Linked DNA regions of Homo sapiens: region 2 is linked to region 1. Evidence: chromatin loops called from intact Hi-C (ENCODE). Cell type or tissue: ascending aorta. All regions are shown on one strand. Links, peaks and the distances in the headings refer to the core of each region. The heading gives the core; the rest is flanking DNA. Region 1 overlaps LINC01091 (long intergenic non-protein coding RNA 1091). Region 2 overlaps LOC105377407 (a long non-coding RNA gene).

The links. A loop is a pair of places that touch in the nucleus more often than their neighbours do. Peaks named below come from ENCODE experiments on the same cell type or tissue, not always from the same donor. Only the 100,000 strongest peaks of a DNase experiment are listed, where the experiment ranks them.
Region 2: it touches region 1 in a loop (1.9-fold over the local background); 2 of 110 quality-filtered maps call a loop at or near these places.

Annotation. Positions count from the first base shown.
Region 1 is chr4:123,823,210-123,826,137 of GRCh38, forward strand. The region is part of intron 3 of LINC01091 (long intergenic non-protein coding RNA 1091); the gene reads left to right. Among named protein-coding and RNA genes, the nearest start is that of LINC01091, 170 kb to the left of the region's middle. In ascending aorta, for the core only: no CTCF peak of the experiment used is centred there; no DNase peak of the experiment used is centred there; H3K27ac peaks cover 1,182 bases.
Region 2 is chr4:124,201,177-124,204,104 of GRCh38, forward strand. All of the region lies in intron 1 of LOC105377407 (a long non-coding RNA gene), which reads right to left. The region is part of intron 1 of LOC105377406 (a long non-coding RNA gene); the gene reads left to right. Among named protein-coding and RNA genes, the nearest start is that of LINC02516, 360 kb to the right of the region's middle. In ascending aorta, for the core only: a CTCF peak has its summit at 1,120; a DNase peak (open chromatin) is centred at 1,135; H3K27ac peaks cover 1,429 bases.

The DNA.
Region 1 (2,928 bases), core at 237-2,736:
TGAAACTCCAGACACTCTGTGCTAGATTTTCAGGACTGCCGTAACAAACTGTCACAAACTTGGTTTCTTAATACGATGGAAAAATGGAAACTTATTCTTTCACAGTTCTGGAGGACAGAAGTCCAAAATCAAGAAATCAAGTTCTTGGTAATACCATACTCCCTCCGTGGGCTCTAAGGAAGAATTTTTTTTTTTTTTTTTTTTTTTGCCTTTTTCAGCTTCCGAGAGCTATTAGTATTACTTAACTTGTGGAGGCAAAATTCCAGTTTCTGCATCCATCTGCACAGTGTCTCCTCCTCTTCTGTGTTTTCTCCTCCCTGTCTGTCAAATATCCTCCTGCCTTACTCTTATGACATCTGTCATGGCATGTAGGTCCACCCAGACAATCAAGGATGATCTTTAAATCTCAAGATCTTTAACTTAGTTACATCTGCAAAGATTCTTTCCCCAAATAGCTAATATTCAGAAGTTCTGGGAATTAGGATATATTCATATCTTTTGGGGGACTACCATTCAACCCACTATACTGCCATATCCAGCCCCAGTTCAGCTCTCTATGCTTACCTCCCAGTGTTTCTTGATAAGTATTTCTGTTTATTTCTTGATCCCTCTCCTATCCCTAACCCACAGACTTTACTCTTTACAGCTTGTTGCTTTTGTTGACCGTATAGTTTCTCTGTCTCGTACAGCTTCCCCCTCCTTTTATGTATCTAGTGTCCAATCTTCCTTCAAGCAGGCTTCCCCTGCCCCCAGCCCCAGTTTCCCCAATTCCAGGCTGAGTCTGGTGCTTTCTTGGCTGCTCTCACTGTACAGTGAACATACTCTTATTCTGTTGCTTCCTGAATTTCACTGGCTGTCCCCTTCTGTATATATCTGTATCCTCCATCAATCTTTTTCTCAAAGAGCACAAACTATGCACAACCTCACTCAGTGTCTGTCAATAACAGGCATTTACTAAGGGTTATTAGATCGGTCTCTAACTTAAAACCTACTTATTCTTAAAATTTAGCCTACAACTTTCTTTACGTTTAAACAAATCTAGCATGTGAAGTATAATTTATTTTGTGTTCTGGTATTCCTCAGTTATCTTTCTTATGCTTGGTTGGTTCACCTAAGTTATTAACTTTAGAGGATAAAATTTGTATCTTCTCTGGTAGATGTATTGGGAACATAGAAATAGCTCGCTAGATTTGTTTACTTAATCCCCAATGGAAATATCAAAAGTATACCTTGGGAGGAAGATAACCTGGCTTAAATTTATCTTTTACTTTTCTCCCCATTAGAGAAAGTCAGACTTCTTAACAGTTTACTAATGCTTTAGAACTAGGAAAAGTTTTGTTCCGATTGGAATTTCTAGTTTCTGGATTTTAACAAACTGTCAGCTTTCATAAAGCAAGTTTGTAGAATTTAATTTTCCTTCCCTATTTTATATCTTAATCATAACCACAGTACAAATAATTTGTTGTTTCAAAATCTCCATTCACTCATACATTTTATTCTTGTTGACCTTGGCTTATGCAATTTGGGTGGAAAGAATCACTAACTAGGAGAGGAATATTTGAACTTTGATTTTATGTTTCAGACAAAGTCTTAACTGAGACTTCAGCCACATGAAAGCATGAAATTATTATCTGCCTACTTTGGGAAAACCACCAGTTTAAAATATAAAAGAATTGTATTGTGTGATAGCTTACTCTAAGAAACTTTATTTTCTGTTCTTAACTACTAAATGAATATTTGGGCAATGGAAAATTTTTGTTTTCTATAGCCTTATGAATGTTAGTCTTAAAATCATTTTAAAAAATTCATCTGGTGTCAGGTATCATTAAAAACTCCATATTTGTGCCAGATTAACTGAAAACTTTGGCCCCAGATAAATTGGTGGATTTTGGCCAAGTTTTAGGCAAACTTGGGTCTTTCTTTATTTCAGGTAGAAAGTACATAAAGCTCTATGGATTCTTGCCCTCTGACCTAAACCAACTAAAATTCAACAATTTGGCTATGATTTCCTTCGAGGTTTCATATATTTTTTCGGCTATAAAATGTGAACCCAGGTCAAGAGGCATATACTGAAGCCTCAGTTTTAGCAAGAAAAATATATATGAACTAAAAGTGGAAATTCTACAGAAACTTGGCTGAGGAGAAAACTTTAAAACTGGAACAATTAACTTAGACTATTTGGGAGAAGTGAGTCTTTCATGTAATTTGCTCTCTTTTTCTGTTCTCATAATTTTAAAGAGTTTTGCGCTAACAGGCTTCTGTGCTGCATTACAATCTTTTGATAGGTTCTGTAGAGAAACTTCTCTTATTTTTTCCCTTTGCCTTTAATGTTTTGACTCTTCAATTTGAATTACTCTTTTATTTCTTTTTAATGCTTTTCTATTATGAGGAACTTAGCAAATTTCCCTCAAGGACTGAATCAGAGGGAACAGTGAATTAATCCAGGCAATATTGCACTCCATGTTATGCTCCCTTGTGATCCTTGTGTTGACCACTTTCTCTGGACAAGGACACAGCTCTGTAACATACCATGACTCAAGATGAGTTTCTTCTGTTTTGTGGAAACACTCCCCAAGAGGTGAAGAGGTGACTTCTATCCCTCCCCTTTGTCTAAACATCTCAGTCCCGGAGCTCACAATTATTTCTAAAGAGTTTCTAGCTGTTCTCACCAGGAGTGTGTTGAGCCCTTATGCAAGTAAAACTTCAAGAGGCACACCTAAACTTGTCTGAAAAGTCTCCTGAAGATCCTTCAAACAACTTTTCTCTCCTTTCTTTTTTTCCCAGTAACCTCTTTACTCCTTTCCATGAAGATTTCCATGCCTCAGAACAAAGTTGACCTCATCTTGAAGACAGGATAGAGGGGAGATAATGCCTGTCAACATCTATCACAAAATGTTGCTCAACTTACTGATGAATTAATAAAAAGTC
Region 2 (2,928 bases), core at 151-2,650, 380 kb after region 1:
AAATTGAGGAACCAAGAAAGTTTAAAAAACCAAAAACATATATACATATATAGGTTTATAATTTTATATGCCTTTATAAACATATATATATAAGGTTTTTAGCAGTTTTCTGTCAACTCCACACAGCTTTCTTTAACATAACTGCTGCTATGTTTTCATCCCAGCAGTACAAGAAAGGAAGAGAGGCAGATCAAGGATTAGTTTCTGCTACACTCGTGAATTTTACAGGCTTATCCCAGACATGGAGACGCAATTTGCCTTTTATCTAAATCAAAACTAGTTTGACCATAACCGTTATTGGCTGTGTAACAATAAAGAGGCTTTGATTACCTTTTTAAATTTTTTTAACAAGTGTAAATGCAACAAAAATATAAACTGATTTGAGATTTTTATTTTTAAAAATCCTAAAGACACATATTTCTATGATTTGTATGAGTAGAATTTCATTGCCAAAGTCTCTGGGTTACACCTCGCTATTGGTAAGACTTTTAATAAACAATTTTTAGGGGAAAGCACACATAAGTTGGCAAGATTTGTGCTGCCCCACAAAAGCTATTCTGCCTTCAGATTCTGAGCCAGGCCACCCCTAGAATGTCCATTCCAGCATGAAATGGCTGTCATCAAGCATGATGAGTAAATAAAAGCCTGTGCATTTACTGCAATATTAGGAAATTTTCTATCATCCTGGACTTAACAAGGGTAAAATATGTTTGGAATATCTTCAGTGTGCACAGATCTGGAATACTATCTCCTCTTAGGAATGAGCTAAAAGTAGGCCAGTAATATGTTGGAGGGTGAGAGGCTATAAACAAGGATATATTAAGTTTAGAAACAACAGGAGAGGTGAGTGAATAGGGCTATAAGTGGAGTCATCATTTCTACACACATCAGCGTGGGAAGTGATCATTCTAATAACTCCATTTGTGAAAATATAAGGAGAATTTTGTTATTACACATTGCCAGTAAGTAATCAAACTTATCTCTCCCAAACATATTTGATGTTTGCTAAAGATTTATGTAAGTTATGTTAAAATATTGGTAGACATTGGATTCTCTAACTTCCTTGGGACTTGGAGTTAAACATTTAAACAAGACTCAGCAACTTCCAGTGTAGTTCCTAGGCCATCAGCCAGGTTGTGCAACTCAGCAAAACAGCATGCACTTTTTCCTTCTCGTTTTTTTTTTTTATTTTTTCCTTTTCTTGTTACTGTTTTAAACCACCCCACGTAACAGCTTGTTAAGGGCTTCAGGCTAGTTGGTAGGTGCTAGGTAATGTAAAAAGATTGATGTCTACCCAGAGAAATTTGTACAAAAAGATACTCCAAAAAGATTATACTATATATTAACTGTCAGCTGGTAAGTTTTTTTTATTACTCCATTGGCTATAGGTGTAACAAATATTTATTTTTCATTGATTATTCCTTACTAATAATTATGTTTGTCTCAGATGAAGCATTTCGTACTTTGATATTTGATGATTATTGTTAATTACTTATGCAACTCTGGTCTCTTTCCTTTTGATTGTAATATATTTTCTGACATTAGCAATAATAACAATAACCAACACAGTGGCTCGATGTGCCAGGTTCTCTTAAAGTGGTTTACCTTATTAATTAATTTAATCCTCCTTCATCAGAACTTTGGGAGCTAAGTACAAATATTACCCCCTGTTTGCAGTTGAGAAAATGGAAGTATGGAGAGGTTGAGTAACTTGTCCAAGTTCACACAACTTATAAGTGGTTAAGTCCCAAATAAAACTCATAAATATTCAGTCATGTTAATAATTTATTAACACTATCAATTACTTAGAGATATTATATAGTTATCCCAACTTATATTTAACTAAGACATTGGATTATATGTTGCTACCATGGAAAGACCATTATATTTGAAATAATAATAAAAACCAGTAGCTATATAAAATCTTTTTTCTGCTAAGATTTTCCAAGTGTTTTACACATATTAACCAATTTGATCTTCACAACAGCCCTACGAGGTAAATTCTATTAAAATCTCTGTTTTGTAATAGAGAAATAGGCACAGAGAAATTAAATAACTTGTCCAAAGACACCCAGCTAATATGTGGCAGTGCTGGAACTTGAACCAGGCAATTTGGCTTGACTCTGTTACTTAAGTCTGTTGTGTTTCTCAAAAGCCAAAGGAGCTATATTCTCAGTTTAAATTGGGTAATTTCATTCCAGCTCCTGTGTTTACTTCCATTGACATTTTTATGTAATGTTAGTGGTATGTCTTTATTTCTATATGTCCAATGTCTAACAAGTCCTTGCCATCCATTAAGCAATCAGTAAATATCTAAGTAAATGATATGTGACATATGTGATATGATATGATTGTCAAAATAATTTCTGCATTGAGAAAAATAGTGCTTACACTGACACCACAATGAATTATCTAAAATCCATATAAAGGAAAGTTACTGAATGGCTACATTGAATGCTTTTTAAAATTTCCCATTTCCTAGTGGTTCTTCTCCTGCTTGTTGTACCTGGATTTTGTATTCCTTTAAGCAGAAAGTGTTCAGAAATTTTACTGACACTGTGAAATTTGGCTCAACCGCTGATTCAAAAAATTAGCAGCATCTACCATGGGATGCTGAGACCAATGTCAAGGTCAAAAGCAATCCCTTATTCAGTAGGTTGTTTTGCTTTCCTAATAAATGCCTCTTATCTTCCTTTTGAAGGATGACTTTAAAAGCAGAAATTTGAAAATTTCACAAGATTCGTAATATTAATTCTTTTCTTAAGAAATCACTTTAGACTATAAGCAAGGAGAAAGCTTTAGTAAGGCCAGTCTTAAAGACTCAAGATTTTAAGATAGTTTAGATAAGGTTTGAATAAGCAGCCAAAAGTTCCAAACCAGAATTCCAAGCCTGTTAGTAATCATAATATTATTTAGCACTTAGATAAT